2 separate regions of the Homo sapiens genome follow, and region 2 is linked to region 1. Evidence: read pairs that join two places in POLR2A ChIA-PET (ENCODE). Cell type or tissue: OCI-LY7. All regions are shown on one strand. Links, peaks and the distances in the headings refer to the core of each region. The heading gives the core; the rest is flanking DNA.

Region 1 (8,888 bases), core at 308-8,307:
ACTCCACCTAGTTTTCTTTCTTCTTCTTCTCTTTTTTTTTTTTTTGAGACCGAGTTTCACTCTTGTTGCCCAGGCTGGAGTGCAATGGCATGATCTGGGCTCATTGCAACCTCCACCTCCCGGGTTCAAGCGATTCTTCTGCCTCAGCCTCCCGAGCAGCTGGGATTACAGGTACCTGCCACCACGCCCAGCTAATTTTTGTATTTTTAGTAGAGACAGAGTTTCACCATGTTGGCTGGGCTGGTCTTGAACTCCTGACCTCAGGTGATCCACCCGCCTCGGCCTCCCAAAATGTTGGGATTACAGGCGTGAGCCACCATGCCTGACCCTAGTTTTCTTATATAGACAAATCTTTATAACATACTTTTAGTTTGTACCTCATGTAAGACAAAGTAGAAAACTATTATATTTACCCCAAACACAGCACTGACAATGCCAACCTGGTGAAAAATATTAAATCCTATATATAGGCCATAGTATTGAACACATGCTTATATTAACACTCTTAAGGAAGACATATATTTATAGAAGTTAAGCCACACATAGTCTGTTTTGTTATTTTATTTTTAGAGATAGGATCTCGCTCTGTTGCCGAGGCTGGCGTGCAGTGGTATGATCATAGCTCACTGCAGCCTTGAACTCCTGGACTCAAGCAGTCCTCCCACCTCACCCTCCTGAGTAGCTGGGATTAAGGCACGAACCGTGCCTGTAGCTACTATGTGTAGTGCCTGGCTACAACTAGTTTTATAAAGAAGAAAAAGTCAGCGAAAGTATTTACGTAATAACATTCTCAAATTCTTTGTTTGCCAGATATCTTATTTGGTCACTTAGGGTACAGTTTTAAACTAGTAAACAATTATACTATAGAAGAACTAAATTAAATTATAACATGGCACAGACTTCCTAAGGAAGGTAACTCAAAAAATCTAAAAAGTGATACCAATTATTCTAATTAACATTTGAGATACTAAACGAATTAATGACCGAAGACAACCTTTGAAACTTATTCAATTATTTTTTAAAAGTGTACTAGCATAATTTAAGATCAGTTTGCCTAAGATTACATCTTTTATTTTATTTTTATTTATTTATTTTTAGATAGGGTCCTGCTATATCACCCAGGCTGGAATGCAGTGGCACAATCAGAGATCAGAGTTCATTACAGTCTCAAACTCCTGAGTTCAAGTGATTCTTCCATCTCAGCCTCCAGAGTAGTTGAGACTACAGGCGGTCACCACCACACCCAGCTCATTTTAAAATTTTTTTGTAGAGATAGAGTCTCGCTATGTAGTTCAGGCTGATCTCAAGCAATACTTCCCACCTCAGCCTCCCAAAGGGCTGAGATTACAGGCATGAGCCGCCATGCCTGTCCAGAGTATGTCCCTATCGTAGGTTTATCACTAGAATGTTTTGATCTGAAGACATAGCCTTAATGATTCTAAGTGTAATTCTAACCTAAAACCAAAATCCTTGGTTTGTAAACATCAAATTCAATTTTATATTAATTCGTACGGCAACTAAGCAAAAAACAATTTTTTAAATGTCCATATTATTTATTACACTAAACAATTCTGACCACCAACAACCAAGAGGGGGCGGAAGGGAACAACACTATGAGACCATGAAAACATCTTGCTTCTCAACAAACTTTCCTCCCTCGCTTTAACATTTTTGAGGATTCTTTCCCAAACCTATTACATGTATATTATGATGGTTACGAATTTCCCAACTCCGCCACTCCTTTCAGTGCACTATTATTATTATTATTTTATTTATTTATTTTTTTGAGATGGAGTCTCGCTCTGTCGCCCAGGCTTGAGTGTAGTGGCGCGATCTCCGCTCACCACAACCTCCGCCTCCTGGGTTCAAGCGATTCTCCTGCCTCAGCCTCCCGAGCAGCTGGGATTACAGGCATGTGCCACTGCGCCCAGCTAATTTTTGCATTTTTAGTAGAGACAGGGTTTTGCCATGTTGGCCAGGCTGGTCTTGAACTCCTGATCTCAAGTGATCCACCCGCCTCAGCCTCCCAAAGTGCTGGGATTACAGACGTGAGCCACCATGCCTGGCCATCAGCACATTATTTTTAATATCTTAATTAAAGGGGAAAAAAATCACCTACTTGTAATAACAAAACAATGTTGGAAACTGCCATTAAAACACAAGTGAAAAACAGATCTCTTCCCAGACTCATGGGACTATACATTTAGGAAGTACAAAAAATATTAAAAATTAATTACACTCAATTGGATACATTAAATATATACAGCTTTTTGTACATCAATCATACCTAAATAAAGTGGTTTTAAAAACAAATGAGATGGGCCGGGTGTGGTGTCTCACATCTGTAATCCCAGCACTTTGGGAGGCTGAGGGAGGTGGATCACTTGAGGCCAGGAGTTAGAGACCAGCCTGGCCAACATGGTGAAACCCCATCTCTGCTAAAAACACAAAAATTAGCTTGGCATGGTGGCACACGCCTGTAATCCCAGCTACTCCAGGGGCTGAGGCATGAGAATCTCTTGAGCCTGGGAGGTGGAGGTTGCAGTGAGCTGAGATGGCGCCACTGCACTCCAGCTTGAGTGACTGTCTCAAAATAATAATAATAAATAAATAAAAACAAACGATCCAACCCATACCACCAACTGATAAAGAAACAAACAAATGAGTTATGCAAAAGAAAAGTCATGCTTTTTGGTTTAATCCTACTTTAAGAACACTAACAATAATTTGCATGCAATACATACAGTTCCCTAAATACAATAGATGAATTATTTTATAAACACATCTTATTTTTGTTTATGGAGAATCTGCTAATAAACACATTTTCTATTCAATGTATTATGTATGTATGAACGGGAAGTAACCTTAAACATTTTAAATACTGGAAATAAACAAAAGAATTATAAGCGAAGTAATACAAAGTGCCTCGTGTTTTTATCCTGGAGCCAACCTGTAGAAATCGCAGGTTATTAAGAGAACTTTGAAAAATATTGTTTTGAATATTGAAAATCACGTGTTTTGGGGAAGGAGAGAATTAACAGCCTTTCTTTGCCTTAAAATACTTTACATTTTATGTAATTGCAATTGGAATGAAGCAGCTCCTAAAGTAGTCAGCATTTGGGTCAGGGAAATTGAGCACAGGAGCAAACTGCTGTTTGTTTTCTCAACTCCTTCACAATGCTCAGCTGAAGAGGTTCCCACTTAAAAGAGCTGCTGAAGTCATTTCTATTTTAGAAGGGTAGTATGAATGAGTTTTTCTATGTGTTAACTAGAATTTATGGTAATTTGTAAAATGTTTTTCCATTTTTAAACTTAAGAGTCTTTTATGTCCACCCACGAAGCAGCAGTCACTGCTAGGGGTCTTAGGCTAACATCTGCCACCCCACCAGTCTGCATGGCCCATAAGCAGGTGTGGAGAGGACCAGAGTTCACCTGTCAGCAGCACCACGGAATCAACTGTCCAGCCTTTCTGCCATTAATTACCACAGATGTGGTCTTTTTCCTGATATTCTATTCCCACCGGAGGCTTTTTATTAAGACCTTGTACCTGTGAACGCATTTGGGGCACAACATATTGTCTTCAAGTTATGGGGTGGAAAATTGGAGGCAGGAAGCAAAAAGAGTGCACTCACTCTCCCTTCTTGCTTTTCTGGAACCCAGCCTTGTCCAGCATGAAACTGGAGGTGAAGCCAACCATCTGTGTCTGCAGGGAGTCTTCTCCCATGGACACTAGCCACCTGACACCATGGGCCTCATGTGGAGATCCCACTGCTTCTGGTGCCTTCTCCCTGGCTGCATTTCTGGCCCAGGAGGCCAGCGAAGCTTCTGGGGCAGAAGTTGTCACCACAACTGTATTAACTCCCTCAAGGAGAGCAGCAGACTCTTCTAGGTCAGGCAACCCCTCCCCAGGGGGAAGAGCTACTTTAGGAGGATGTGTCTCCTCAGGGCTTTTCGGGGTAATTTCCCCTTTGTCCACCTTTGATTGTTTTGGTAATGATTTCCGGATTCTGGCCTCTTTTGCTGTGCTAGGAAAATTCTTTTGATTTGGATAGGCAAAGGCACACAGGAGCTTATTTCTGGCACCAAAGGCCTGTGTGGCTTTGCCTTTAATTATAGACACCAGGCCCACAGAATGTCCCGGTGAAGCCGATTAACAGGTTGCGGTTTAGAGGGTAATGAAGGGATTAGTATCTTCTTCTGAGGTTTGGGGTTGTCCCTATACTCTGCTGCCTTCTTTGGGCAGAGCGCTTTTTCACCTTTAGCAGAAATTTGTCCTTTGGTTCCCTTTGCTGATGTTCCTGGCAAAGCAATTGTGTTTGGTTGATTAGAAGCCTGCTGATCCTCTTCCCTCGACTTCTCTGAGGAGGTCCACTCCCTGCCTTTTGCCTTCTCCATACTCAGAGAAGAAGCAGAGCTTGGTCCAAAAATTCTCAAATCAGAGTGAAGGTATGCAGTAACCATTGCTACCAAGATGGAAACAAATTCTATTTTTCCATAAAGAGTCTATGAAAAGAAGCCGGGCACAGTGGCTCACACCTATAGTCCCAGCTACTCAGGAGACTGAGGCAGGAGGATTACTTGAGCCCAGGAGTTTGAGTTTAGTCTGGACCACATAGTGAGACCCCACATCTCTAAAAAAGTTTTAAAAAATTCTGTGAAAAGAAAAACCCAAAGTGAGCAGCAGACTTACATATAAACATTGTTTAAAAAATACGTTTGCCAAAAAAATGGAAATAACCCAAACATCCATCAATTGCGGAACGGATATATGCTAATAAAATGTGGTATATCCAAGCAATGAAAAGAAATGAAGTGGCCGGGCATGGTGGCTCACGCCTGTAATCCCAGCACTTTGGGAGGCCGAGGCGGGCGGATCATGAGGTCAGGAGATTGAGACTATCCTGGCTAACACGATGAAACCCCGTCTCTACTAAAAATACAAAAAATTAGCCAGGCGTGGTGGTGGGCGCCTGTAGTCCCAGCTACTCGGGAGGCTGAGGCAGGAGAATGGCGTGAACCCAGGAGGCAGAGCTTGCAGTGAGCCGAGATTGTGCCACTGCACTCCAGCCTGGGTGACAAAAGCAAGACTTCATCTCAAAAAAAAAAAAAAAAAAAAAAAAAAAGAAGAAAAGGAATGAAGTACTGATCCATGCTATACCGTGGATGAACCTTGAAAACATTATGCTAAGTAAAAGAAGCCAGTCATGAAAGACCACACATTGTGTTTCCATGTATATAAAATGTCCAGAACAGGCAAATATATAAAGACAGATGGTAGGGCTTCAGGGAATGGGGAGATTGATCATGACAGCTAATGGGTATGGGGGCTTGTTTTTGAGGCAGTGAAAATGATCTAAAATTGATTGTGGTGGTGGTTGCACAACTCTGTGAATACACCAAAAATCACTGAATTGTACACTTTGAATGGATGAATTGTATGCTATTATGAATTATATTTCAATAAAACTGTTAACAAAAATGGGGAGAAAATGGCTAGGTGTGGTGGCTCATGCCTGTAATCCCAGTGGTTTGGGAGGGCAAGGAGGGAGTATCACTGGAGCCCAGGAATCAAAAACCAGCCTGGGTAACATAGGGAGATCCCCCATCTCTACAAACAATTAAAAAAAAATTAGCTGGGCATGGTGGTGTGTTCCTGTGGTCCCAACTACTCAGGAGGATGAGGTGGGAGGATCACCCAAACTACTCAGGAGGTTGAGCCTGGGAGGTTGAGGCTGCAGTGAGCTGTGATCACACCACTGCACTCCAGCCTGGGCAACAGAGCAAGACTCTGTCTCTAAAAAATAAAAGGAAAAAAACCAAAATGCAAATTAGACCATTTTAGCATTCTCTCTCTCTCTCTTTTTTTTTTTTTTTTTTGAGACAGAGTCTCACTCTGTTGCCCAGGCTGGAGTGCAGTGGCACAACCTTGGCTCACTGCAACCTCCACCTCCTGGGTTCAAGCGATTCTCCTGCCTCACCCTCTGGAGTAGCTGGGACTACAGGCACCTGCCACCCTGCCACCACACCTGACTAATTTTTGTATTTTTAGTAAAGGTGGGCCAGGCTGGTCTTGAACTCCTGACTTCAAATGATCCACCCACCTCGGCCTCCCAAAGTGCTGGGATTACAGGCGTGAGCCATCACGCCTGGCCCATTTTAGCATTCTCTTAAGGATGGCTTGTTGCACTTTGAATAAATTCGAAATGGGTTAAAAAGCAATGGCCAGGGGCAGTGGCTCATGCCTGTAATCCCAGCACTTTGGGAGGCCGAGGCAGGCAGATCACTAGGTCAGGAGTTCCAGAACAGCCTGGCCAACATGGCAAAACCCTGTCTCTACTAAAAATGCAAAAATTAGCTGGGCGCAGTGGCACATGCCTGTAGTCCCAGCTGCTGGGGAGGCTGAGGCAGGAGAATCGCTTGAACCCAGGAGGCAGAGGTTGCAGTGAGCCGAGAACATGCCACTGCGCTCCAGCCTGGGTGACAGAGTGAGACTCCGTCTCAGCAAAAAAAAAAAAGAGAATGTTTTCCAAGGCTTCTTATAAGATGTCAGTGAATCTTCATAGTCTGAGTTGAGACCTTCTAAAACAAGCTTAAGGTATGCTGATTTGCATACCTTTGACAAGGTTTAACTGACATATAATTTATAAATATCCACAGGAATTTTTAATGTTCCATCATATCATTTCTCAATACTGGATGTTCATTATTTTATACTTTTGCTACTTTAAATACCAAGAAGCCTTTTCACAGGAAGAATAAAATCTCCATTATCCTCCAGAGTGTAGGTAACAAAATATAAAATTAAACCAGATATACGTTTGACAAACTAACACTGAAAATCACCAATATTCATAATGACATTACATTAACAGTTATCATAAAGTCTATAAAGTTTATCCTTAGATTTATAAAAAAATGCAGATTGTCTCAAGGTAAAAAATATAGTAAGTGCTTTTTGCTAAAAAGCTCTTTGTTGAATTAGGATGTGTTATAATGATCAAGACACCAGACAATACTAAATGTTACCCAAACTACAACACAACACACTTTGAACATAATTTAAGCCTAAATTATTCTGCACCAGCAGGATTCTTTTTAGTGCCTGGCAGTATAAAGCTTTATAAAAGCTTTATAAAAGCTTTTTTCTTAAAGGTATTTAAGAAAAAAGACACAAAGTGTGAATAACAAGTTATGTGAAAAAATTAATACCAATGAAGATTAGCAGAGAGAAGTGAGGAAGGTGACCATCTCTCCATTCTGATAAGATGCCATCTCTACACATTACATTCTTTTCAAGAAGTAGAACTTAAGATTTAGGTAAAGAAAACTGGAAAAACCAGCCTGAATGTGAATATCTAGTGTTAAAGCAACTTCCTAGAATGAGTGAATAAAGTTAAGAACATATATAGTTTTCTACTGGAAAGTAAGAGTTTTTGAAGGCTTTCTTTTCTGCAAGGTTTGTAGTGTGACTGTTTTCCTACAAACTCATTGAATTCAGAGCTAAACAGTGGAATTACAAGCATAGCTCAAGAGGAACCCAGTCTGTTTCTGTTGTAGCAACCTAAGATTTCTGTTATGTTGTTGAATCTGTGGTTGCTTCCTCAATGACCATTTCAAATGACTCTGTCCTCTCATCTGCTCAAAGCAGGAAGTCAAATCAGGTTTTCCTTTTTCATCAGAAGCATCACCACACTTTCTGTTTGCGTTGATGAGATGGTACAGCATAGTGACATATCCACAGAAATCCTGCAAATCCACTTTGCTCCTTAATATTTTCAATGCTTTATGGGCACCCATACGACACAAGCAAACCCTCCTTGTGGTTTTATTTTATCAAATGGAAAAGATTTCTCTCATCCCATCATTCAACATTGTAAGCACATGTGAAGCATGAATTACTTCAAGGATCATAACTCCAAGACATAATAATAATATAGCAAGAATAACAATGGTGAAATATATCTTGACAGTTTTTGAGATCTTGTACCTTTGGAAAGTAAAAGAAACGGGGATATGACTTCTGGGGATGACTTCTGGATAACTGGTCTAATATGCTGAGGAGCTCTACTCTGATGGATTTGGATTCATTGGTGAGAGGAGCCATGAAACAAGCAATATACAATTCTTGTTTAGAACTCTGCTGCAAGTCACAGGTTCCAAATCAAGAAGGCTTTCACAGTGTAAGATACTGAGAAGAAAACCACAGTTGGGTTGTTTTGGTTGTGTGACCACATCACTGAGACACAGACACAGTGTTGTGCTTTTCAGAGTAAGTGCCTGATCAAAATTTCTCTCTATTCTGTACTTCTTTTTCACCAGTGTTTTGAACGTTTTGTAGGTCTTTAAAAAAGTTGTCCAGATGCTCATATGAAAATTTGCAAACTTTTGGTGAAAGATTTCCCATCATTAAACCAGCAAGAGTAGCCAGGCATGGTGGCTAGCACCTGTAATCCCAATGACTTGGGCAGCTGAGGTGGGAGGATCACTTGAGTCCAGAAATTCAAGACCAGCCTAGGCAACAAAGCGAGCCCCTGTCTCTATAAAAAATTTTAAAATTAGCTGGGCCTGGTGGCAGGTGCCTGTAGTCCCAGCTACTTGAGAGGCTGAGGCAGGAAAATTGCTTGGGCCCAGGAGTCTGGAGGCTGCAGTGAACCGTGATCACGCCACTGCACTCCAGCCTGGGTAACAGTGATACCCTGTCTTAAAAAAAAAATCTGTTTACAGACTGAAGCAACCCTCCCGCCTTAGCCTCCTAAAGTGCTGGGATTACAGGCATGAGCCACCACTCCCAGCCTAAAGTAAACTTTTATTGAAGTAAAACACATATAAAACAGTGCACAAATCCTAAGTATACAGCATGAATAACTTTTATAAAGCAAACATCCCTG
Region 2 (8,888 bases), core at 631-8,630, 190 kb before region 1:
ATATAAAAGAAAATACAAAGAACTATGCCTCACAGAATGGTTGTGAGGATTAAAGGAGATGGTGTTTGGCATATAGCAGGTGCTCAGTAAATGGTAGGATTTTTGAATGGCTATTATCATTAGCTATGAACTTCATTAGTATAAATTGGTATCAGTTTTTTGAGAGGTAGTGTGGAAGAATAGAAGGGATGGACTTTGGATTCAGGCAGACCTGGGTTTGAATTTCTCTTACCAAACCTATAACTTTGGGCAATTTACATAAACTTTTTTTTCCTGTGTAAAATAGAGCCAGTTATCTCAATAATGCCCCATCAGAGAGGGTTGCTGTAACAATTAATTGAAATAATATGGGCCAGGCCTGGTGGCTCACTCCTGTAATCCCAGCATTTTGGGAGGCCAAGGCAGGAAGATTGCTTGAGGCCAGGAGTTCGAGACAGCATGGGCAATATAGTAAGATCCGGTCTCTTAAAAAAAAAAAATTAAAAAGACAAATAGTATGCGTAAAGTGCCTAGTAAATAGGACTCAATAAATGGTAGTAACAATGCTATTTTAAATAATATTTATTAATACACAAATATATTCTGTTACTTTCATGAAACAGCTCTCAGTTGCTTGCATCAAAGACCCCTGACCCACTGCTCTCACCACCCACTCCAGACTCTGATGTCTTAAGCTACTCACATGCTCTAGATTTTGCCCTGTGACTTCAGTTTTTTGGTAGTTGTGCAGTCCTTGCTTGGTTCCTGGCTCATGGGAGTATTTTTGTTACCCAGTGCAGCATCTGTGTCCTCATTCATTCATTCGCTGGCGTCACCATCCTCCTCTTCCACTTGCAGGGCCAGAGCTGCTCTTCATTTGCTGATGGGGAGGAGAGGGTAATTGTAGATACAGTCCCAAAATAGATTACTTTTGTCTGGATAAATAATGCCAAGCATTGCAGGGGAGAGGAAGCACATTTCCCAGAGCTGACCGGGAGAGTTCATACCATAATTTGAATGTCTTCCAGAAAGTTGTCAACTCTTTTTTCTTTTTCTTTTTTTTTTTTTTTTTTGAGATGGAGTTTCGCTCTTGTTGCCCAGGCTGGAGTGCAATGGCGTGATCTCGGCTCACAGCAACCTCCGCCTCCCGGGTTCAAGCCATTCTCCTGCCTCAGCCTCTGGAGTAGCTGGGATTACAGGCATGCGCCACCACGCCCGGCTAATTTTGTATTTTTAGTAGAGACGAGGTTTCTCCATGTTGGTCAGGCTGGTCTCAAACTCCGGACCTCAGGTGATCCGCCCACCTCGGCCTCCCAAAGTGCTGGGATTACAGGCGTGAGCCACTGGGCCTGGCCGAAAGTTGTCAATTCTTAAGCCTGGCTTTTAGATAATTAAAACCTTGGTTATTGTACAGACTCAGAAATCTGAACAATTAAAATGAGAAAGCAGTCTCATTTTGATCTTTTTTTCCCATCCAGTCCCTCTTCTATATGAAGTGACCCATTTAAAAATATATTCTGTTCACTCTCATTTCTATTGTTTGTCATGGTTAATAGATCCCGGCCCTGGAGAGACTTTAGAGTCCTCTGATCTAACTTCAAAGTACATAGCTAGTGGTTGGGGGAGCTGGCCTGACCTCTCCTGGGGCCCCAGTTTCCTACTCTGTCTTTTATGCTGACCAATATTAGGTTAAGTGTATTGCACACATACTTTACAAAGTCTTTTAGTACCTGATTCAATTGTGCTTCTGGGATCATCTGCACATTTTGCCCTTCTGTCTATTCACATCCTTCCCAATCTTCATGGTTTTACATCCTCTGGGAGACTTTTCTTAAGTTTTATCTTTCCGCCTCCTAATTTCCTAAGCACTAACATCTTCATTTATGTGAGAAAAGGTGTAGAATAGTGGGGAAATTATGGATTTTGGTGTCAGAGAAACCCAAGACCCTAGGCTAGCTTCAATAGTAGTTGTGTGACTTTGGGTAGGTTACTTAATCTGTTTCCTCAACTGTAAAGTGGTGATAATAATGCTTATCTTGTAAAGGTATTATGATTTAGACACATGGTAGGTGCTCAACAAAGTAGATGTCGGTGCTTAATATATGGTAGCAATGATTATCATTTATTCACTTCTTTCTAATCATTTATTCATCAGAACAAACCTTGATTGTCTACAATGTGCCTGAGAGGAAAGTGACATGACCCTTGCTCTGAGGATCTCTTGGTTTAGCATAGGGGTTCTTGGGTGATGATAAGAGTTTTGGTGAATCTCCTGAAGTAGTAGGCAAACTCTTTATATATCCTTGCTTATATGCATTTGTCTAGGAAGAGGGTTCATGACTGAGCAGATCCTCAGCAACGTCTGTAACTCTGCAAAAGCTAAGGATTTCTCTTAGCCATCTCCCCCTGGATTTCCTGCCAGGTGTGCTTGTTGTTCGCACCACCTATTTTGACTTCATACAATGCCTGCAATATTGCTTAGCTGTTTAATACAAATGTATGTCTGTGTCTCCAGCCATCCAGATGCCTGAAGGACAGAGATTGTGCATACATTTTTTGATAGCTTTATTGAAATATAGTTCACATAACCTACAATTCACCTATTTAAAGTGTGGAATTCAGTAGCTTTTATTATATTCACAGAATTGTACAACCATTACTACAGTTTGAGAACATCATCCCAAAAAAAAACTCCATACCCCTTAGCAGTCATCCACAGCTCCCCAGCCCTTCCAGCCCCAGGCAGCCACTAATTGACTTCCTTTCTCCATAGATTTCACTATTCTGGATATTTCACAGAAATAGAATCATGTAATATTTGGTCCTTTGTGACTGGTTTCTTTTATTTAGTATAATGTTTTCAAGATTCATCCCTGTAGTTACATTTTGTTTTTATATTCTCTTTAACATTCAGCACAGCAGTTGGCATATAAGCTTTTTTTTTTCTTTTTTTTTTAACTTGAGACAGGGTCTCATTCTGTCACCCCAGGCCAGAGTGCAATGGCACAGTCACGGCTTATTGCAGCCTCAGCCCTCTGGGTCCAAGTGATCCTCCTACCTCAGCCTCCTGAGTAGCTGGGATCACAGGTGTGCACCACCACGCCTGGCTAATTTTTTGTTTTGTAGAGAAAGGGTCTTCCTATGTTGGCCAGGCTGGTCTCAAAATCCTAGGCTCAAGTGATCTTCCTACTTTGGCCTCCCAAAATGCTTGGATTGTAGGCATTAGCCACTACACCTGGCTTATAATAGACTTTTTAAAAATAAGCTTTATTTTAGAATAGTTTTAGATTTACAGAAAACTTGCAAAGACAGTACACAGAGTTCCCATATATCCCAAGTTCCCCTATTACTATTATCTTTACATTAGTGTGATTTATTTATTTATTTTTTGAGACAGAGTCTTGCTCTGTTGCCCAGACTGGAGTGCAATGGTATGATCTCTGCTCACTGCAACCCCTGCCTCCCAGGTTCAAGCGATTCTCCTGCCTCAGCCTCCTCCCAAGTAGCTGGGACTACAGGCACGCACCACCACCCCTGGCTAATTTTTGTATTTTTGGGAGAGACGGGGTTTCACCATGTTGGCCAGGCTGGTCTTGAACTCCTGGCCTCAAGTGATCTGCCTGCCTCAGCCTCCTCAAGTATTGGGATTACAGGCGTGAGCCCCCACACCTGGCCTAGAGTGATTTTTTTTTTTATAATTAATGAGCCAATATTGGTATATTAGCTAGTGTCCATACTTTATTCAGATTTCCTTACTTTTTCTCTAGTGTCCTTTTTCTGTTGCAGATCCCATTCAGGATATTATATTTTATTTAATCGTCGTCTTTTCCGTAGGCTCCTCTTGACTGATAGTTTCTCAGATTTTCCTTGTTTTTGCATACTAGACTTTTCATACATCCATGTTGAAAGAATTAAAATTGTTATCCATAGTGGGCAGGATTTTCTCTTTATGTTATGGGACCTTAAGAACAGACTTTTTTTTTGTTTCTTTCCCGTAAAACAAACAAACAAACAAAAGAACAGACGTTTGTTTGGAAGACTGAAGCAAGGGAATTGCTTGAGTCCAGGAGATTGAGGCTGCAGTTGCTATCATTATATTTGTTTTTTTGTTCTTACCTCCATTGTGAAGTATCATTATCACTGTCATTTTTTAATTTTATTTTTATATTTTAATTTTTTTTTGAGACAGAGTCTTGCTCTGTTGCCCAGGCTAGACTGCAGTGGCGAGATCTCGGCTCACTGCAACCTCCGCCTCCTGGGTTCAAGGGATTCTCCTGCCTCAGCCTCCTGAGTAGCTGGGATTACATATGCCCGCCACCATGCCTGGTTAATTTTTGTATTTTTAGTAGAGACGTGGTTTCACAATCTTGGCCGGGCTGGTCTTGAACTCCTGACCTCGTGATCCACCTACCTTGGCCTCCCAAAGTGCTGGGATTATAGGCATGAGCCACCGTGCCCAGCCTATCACTGTTATTGAGAGAGACAGTGTACTATAATAGAGGCATAGCTTTTGTAGTAAGTCAGTCCTCTTTTTTTTTTGAGACGGAATCTCATTTTATGGCCCAGGCTGGAGTGCAGTGGCGCAATCTCTGCTCACTGCAACCTCCGCCTCCTGGGTTCAAGTGATTCTTCTGTCTCAGACTCCTGAGTAGCTGGGAGTACAGGCATGCACCACCATGCCCGGCTAATTTTTGTAATTTTAGTAGAGACAATACCATGTTGGTCAGGTTGGTCTTGAACTCCTGACCTCGTGATCTGCCCGCCTCAGCCTCCCAAAGTGCTGGGATTACAGGCATGAGCCACCGCACCTGGCCATTAAGTCAGTCCTCTTAGCAGCTTATTAGGTATAATTTTTTGGAATATAACCTCTCTGGGTCTCAGTTGCTTTACTTACGAAATTGTCTTGCAGTGTTTTCAGAATTAAAGAAGATTTAATAAAGCCCCTCTCATGATGCTGTGCATGGCAGATGCATACTAATTATTGATTGATATTAGAAAAAAATAGATTAAGTTGGAAATGGTAAACAGTGAAAAAGCAGTGTGGGAGGGGGACTTCTGTTTTTTGAGCATTTACTGTAGTGGGTGGAATGAGAATGATGACCTTGGTTTGTTTGCATGCTTGGTGTTAATTGTAGGGTAGCTTCTTTGTTAGATAAGAGCCTTTTTGTCCTTTTCTGGTTTGTGTACTGTGGGTTTCTTGCCTCTCTGAGAAGACATACTTGGAGGTCTATAAATGCTTAAGATTGTCCTAACATGGCTGTTTTGCTGTAGGTGCTGTGCCTGAGGAACAATACCATTTTTAAGCAAGCCTTTTCTCTCTTAAGGTAAGAATATTAAAAACAATAATTAAATATAGGTAACATTTGCCTTTGGCTTCATAGTTCACACAGCATTTTTTCATCATATTTACTTGCATGTCTATAAGCACATCATGCATCTCCCCTGCCACCTTGCTCCTTCCCCATTCTCAGTTAATAGCATCTCCATTCATCTAGTTGCTGAGGCCAAAATACTTGCAGTTAATCTTTGATGCTGTTCTTTTTTTTTTTTTTTCTTTTTGAGATGGAGTTTCACTCTGTCACCCAGGCTGGAGTGCAGTGGCGTGATCTTGGCTCACTGCAACCTCTACCTCCCAGGTTCAAATGATTCTCCCACCTCAGCCTCCCAAGTAGCTGGCATTACATGCACCTGCCACCATGCCCAGCTAATTTTTGTATTTTTGTAGAGATGGGGTTTCACCATGTTGGCCAGGCTGGTCTTGAACTCCAGACCTCAGGTGATCTGCCTGCCTCGGCCTCCCAAATTGCTGGAATTACAGGTGTGGGCCCCCGCGTCCAGCCAGATGCTGTTAATTCTTCAACAAAACTTGTTGGCTTTACTTTTGAAATATAAACAGAACCTTTTTTTTTTTTTTTTTAATTGAGGCAGAGTCTACCTCTGTTGCCCAGGCTGGAGTGCAGTGGCATGATCACAGCTCACTGTAGCCTTGACCTCCCATGCTCAAGTGGTTCTTCTACCTCAGCCTCCCAAGTAGCTGGGACTACAGGCATGTACTAGCATGCCCCATTCGTTTTTGTATTTTTTGTGGAGACAGGGTTTTGCCATGTTGCCCAGGCTGGTCTTGAACTCCTGGGCTCAAGTGATCTGCCCAAAGTGAGGGGATTACAGGCATGAGCCACTGTGCCAGACCTAGAACCATTTCTTTCTCCAGTTTTTGCCTCATGCTTTCTGTTATGCTAAACCACTAGGGGCCAGCTCCTTATTTTCTCATTGCCTTTACTACCATCACTTTGCCTCCCAACTGGTCTCCCTAGTTTACCTTTGTCTTCTGTTCTTCACAGTAAAGCAGAGTGATTTTTTTTTTTAAAGAGACCTAACATTATGAACATAAGAATGATTCTTTTAAAGCCAAGTTAGCTCACATCACTCCTTTGCTCCAAATTCTCCAGTGGTATCCCATCTTACTCAAACTAAAACCTGCAATCTTTACCATGGCCTATAGGACCTTCCATAATCTGTATCCTCATTTTATACTACTTACTCAGCATTAGCTGTGCTGTGGTTTGCTATTCCTTGATAATCTAAGCACCTTCCCACCCCAGGATCTGTGCATATTCTTTCCTCAGATATCCATATGGTTTGTCCTATACTTTTTTCAGGTTTCTGTCCAAATGTCATCCCATCCAAGAGGCCTTCCCTGACTACTCTATGTAAAATATACACCCCTCCATCAATCTCTGTTCCTTTATACTTTGCTTTTTCTTTATAGCAGATGTCACCATCTGACTCATTTTTTATATATAAAAATGTTTAACTGTCTTTCCTTGCCCCTTAAAAATAAGCATCATGGGGATACTGCCCTATTCCTAGGCCTACGATGGTATCTGACACATAGTAGGCATTTAATAAATATTTGTTAAATGAATGAATTGACCTTCATAGTGACCTGGTAAAACAGATGATATTATCTCAATTTTATATAAATAACTGGGGTCCAGAGAGTTTAATCTGTTGTTTTAATATGATGGAGCTAATTTGGGTTGGAATTAGGATTCAAATCCAAGTTGTCTTTTTTTTTTTAAACTGTTCTGTGTATAGATTGCTCTCCATTGTTTTTCTTTTTTCTTTATTTTTTTGAGACAGAATCTCTTTCACCCAGGCTGGAGTGCAGTGGCACTATCTCAGTTCACTGCAACCTCTACCATCCAGGTTCAAGCAATCCTCCTGCCTCAGCCTCCTGAGTAGCTGGGGTTACAGGCGCCCACCACCATGTCTGGCTAATTTTTCTATTTTTAGTAGAGATGGGGTTTCACCATGTTGACCTGGCTAGTTTCGAACTCCTGACCTCAAGTGATCCATGCTCCTCAGCCTCCCAAAGTGCTGGTATTACAGGCATGAGCCACCGTGCCCAGGCTCCCCATTGTTTTTCTCTAAGTGTGATGAAATACATTTGGTGGTTTATTTCTCTGTTCAGCAGCAAATATGCACCAAGTGTCTTTTGTGTGACAGCCACAGGATATAAAATAATGTATTGTACATCTTCCCGAACTACTCGGCACTCATGATCCTGGATGATTTCTTGAGTCCTTAACATTTATTGAGGGCTTTCTCCCTTTATTTCCCTTCCATCTTCTTTTTTTTTTTCTTAATCCCAAATGTGATAGTATCCCGTTCCATCTTAATCTATTATCCCATCTTAATCAGTCAACTACTATTTGATAAGCACCTCCTATGGCACCATACTAGCTATTTTTCGTTATCTCTAATCTTCACAAAAAACACTACAAGGCAAATATAAATATCATTTTGCAAAAGAGGAAACTGACTCAGAGTTTAAGATACATTTTCAGTCCCATTAGATTGTAGTATTATTATCTTTTTTTTTTTTTTTTTTTTTTTGAGATGGAGTTTCGCTCTTGTTGCCCAGGCTGGAGTGCAGTGGCACGATCTTGGCTTACTGCAACCTCCGCCTCCCAAGTTCAGGTGATTCTCCTGCCTCAGCCTCCCGATTAGCTGGGATTACAGGTGCCCACCACCAAACCCGGGTAATTTTTTGTATTTTTAGTAGAGACGGGGTTTCGCCATATTGGGCAGGCTAGTCTCGAACTCTTGACCTCAGGTCATCTGCCTGCCTCGGCCTCCCAAAGTGCTGGGATTACAGGCGTGAGCCGCTGCGCCCGGCCACTTCTTCGTTTTTTAAAACTCACCTCAAAATAGTTTCACCTCCCTAGTAGGAGTGACCATACTTTCCTTTGTGTCCTATTTAATTTTGTATGTTTCTGTTCTGGATCAATACTATATTGTGGCTCACATTCGTTTACCAGCACCTTTCCCAACTAGACCATGGATAGAGACATCTTACTTATATTTGCATTCTCAGGATGTGGCACTTTGGCACACATCAGGTCCTTATTAAAGTTTGTGGAAGGAAGAAAGGAAAGAAGGAGTAAGGAAACAGCATTGATGCATCTTTAGTGATAGAATATAAATTTTGCAAACTATGCAAATAAAATATGGGTTTCTAATTGTATTGAACATACTTTCTCCCTCCTTTTAGGTTTAGAACTTCAGGAGAGAAGCCCATCTATTCTGTAGGTAAGCAGTTTTTACCTGATGTAGTTGGCCTGCTTTAAGTGACCCTTTAGCACTCTATAATAATTTTGCCTAGAAGGAAGCCTACCATATCTTTGAGAACAGTGGCCTGAACCAAACCCCACCCCTCCATGTGAGCATGGAATAGAACCATGGGTGAGAACATCAAGTAGTGGCTAAGAGCAAGAGCTCTACAGTAAGTTTGGATTCCAACTGTACTACATATTTATTTGATCTTTGGCTATTTCTCTGTAGCTTGGTTTCCTCACCTTAAAAAATGAGCAGGCTGTGAGGCCGGGTGCGGTGGCTCACGCCTG

The links. Peaks named below come from ENCODE experiments on the same cell type or tissue, not always from the same donor. Only the 100,000 strongest peaks of a DNase experiment are listed, where the experiment ranks them.
Region 2: POLR2A ChIA-PET joins it to region 1 with 6 read pairs; 2 of 35 experiments call an interaction of 5 or more read pairs at or near these places.

Annotation. Positions count from the first base shown.
Region 1 is chr11:73,987,766-73,996,653 of GRCh38, forward strand. It overlaps the pseudogene DPPA4P3 and the pseudogene LOC100421622. Among named protein-coding and RNA genes, the nearest start is that of UCP2, 9.4 kb to the left of the region's middle. In OCI-LY7, for the core only: CTCF peaks have their summits at 1,566 (motif pointing right) and 2,644; DNase peaks (open chromatin) are centred at 1,591, 3,916, 7,606 and 8,196; H3K4me3 peaks cover 2,947 bases; H3K27ac peaks cover 5,631 bases.
Region 2 is chr11:73,799,777-73,808,664 of GRCh38, forward strand. MRPL48 (mitochondrial ribosomal protein L48) reads left to right here. Exons shown (of 8, transcript NM_016055.6): 2 at 5,251-5,303; 3 at 8,537-8,574. Among named protein-coding and RNA genes, the nearest start is that of MRPL48, 16 kb to the left of the region's middle. In OCI-LY7, for the core only: no CTCF peak of the experiment used is centred there; no DNase peak of the experiment used is centred there.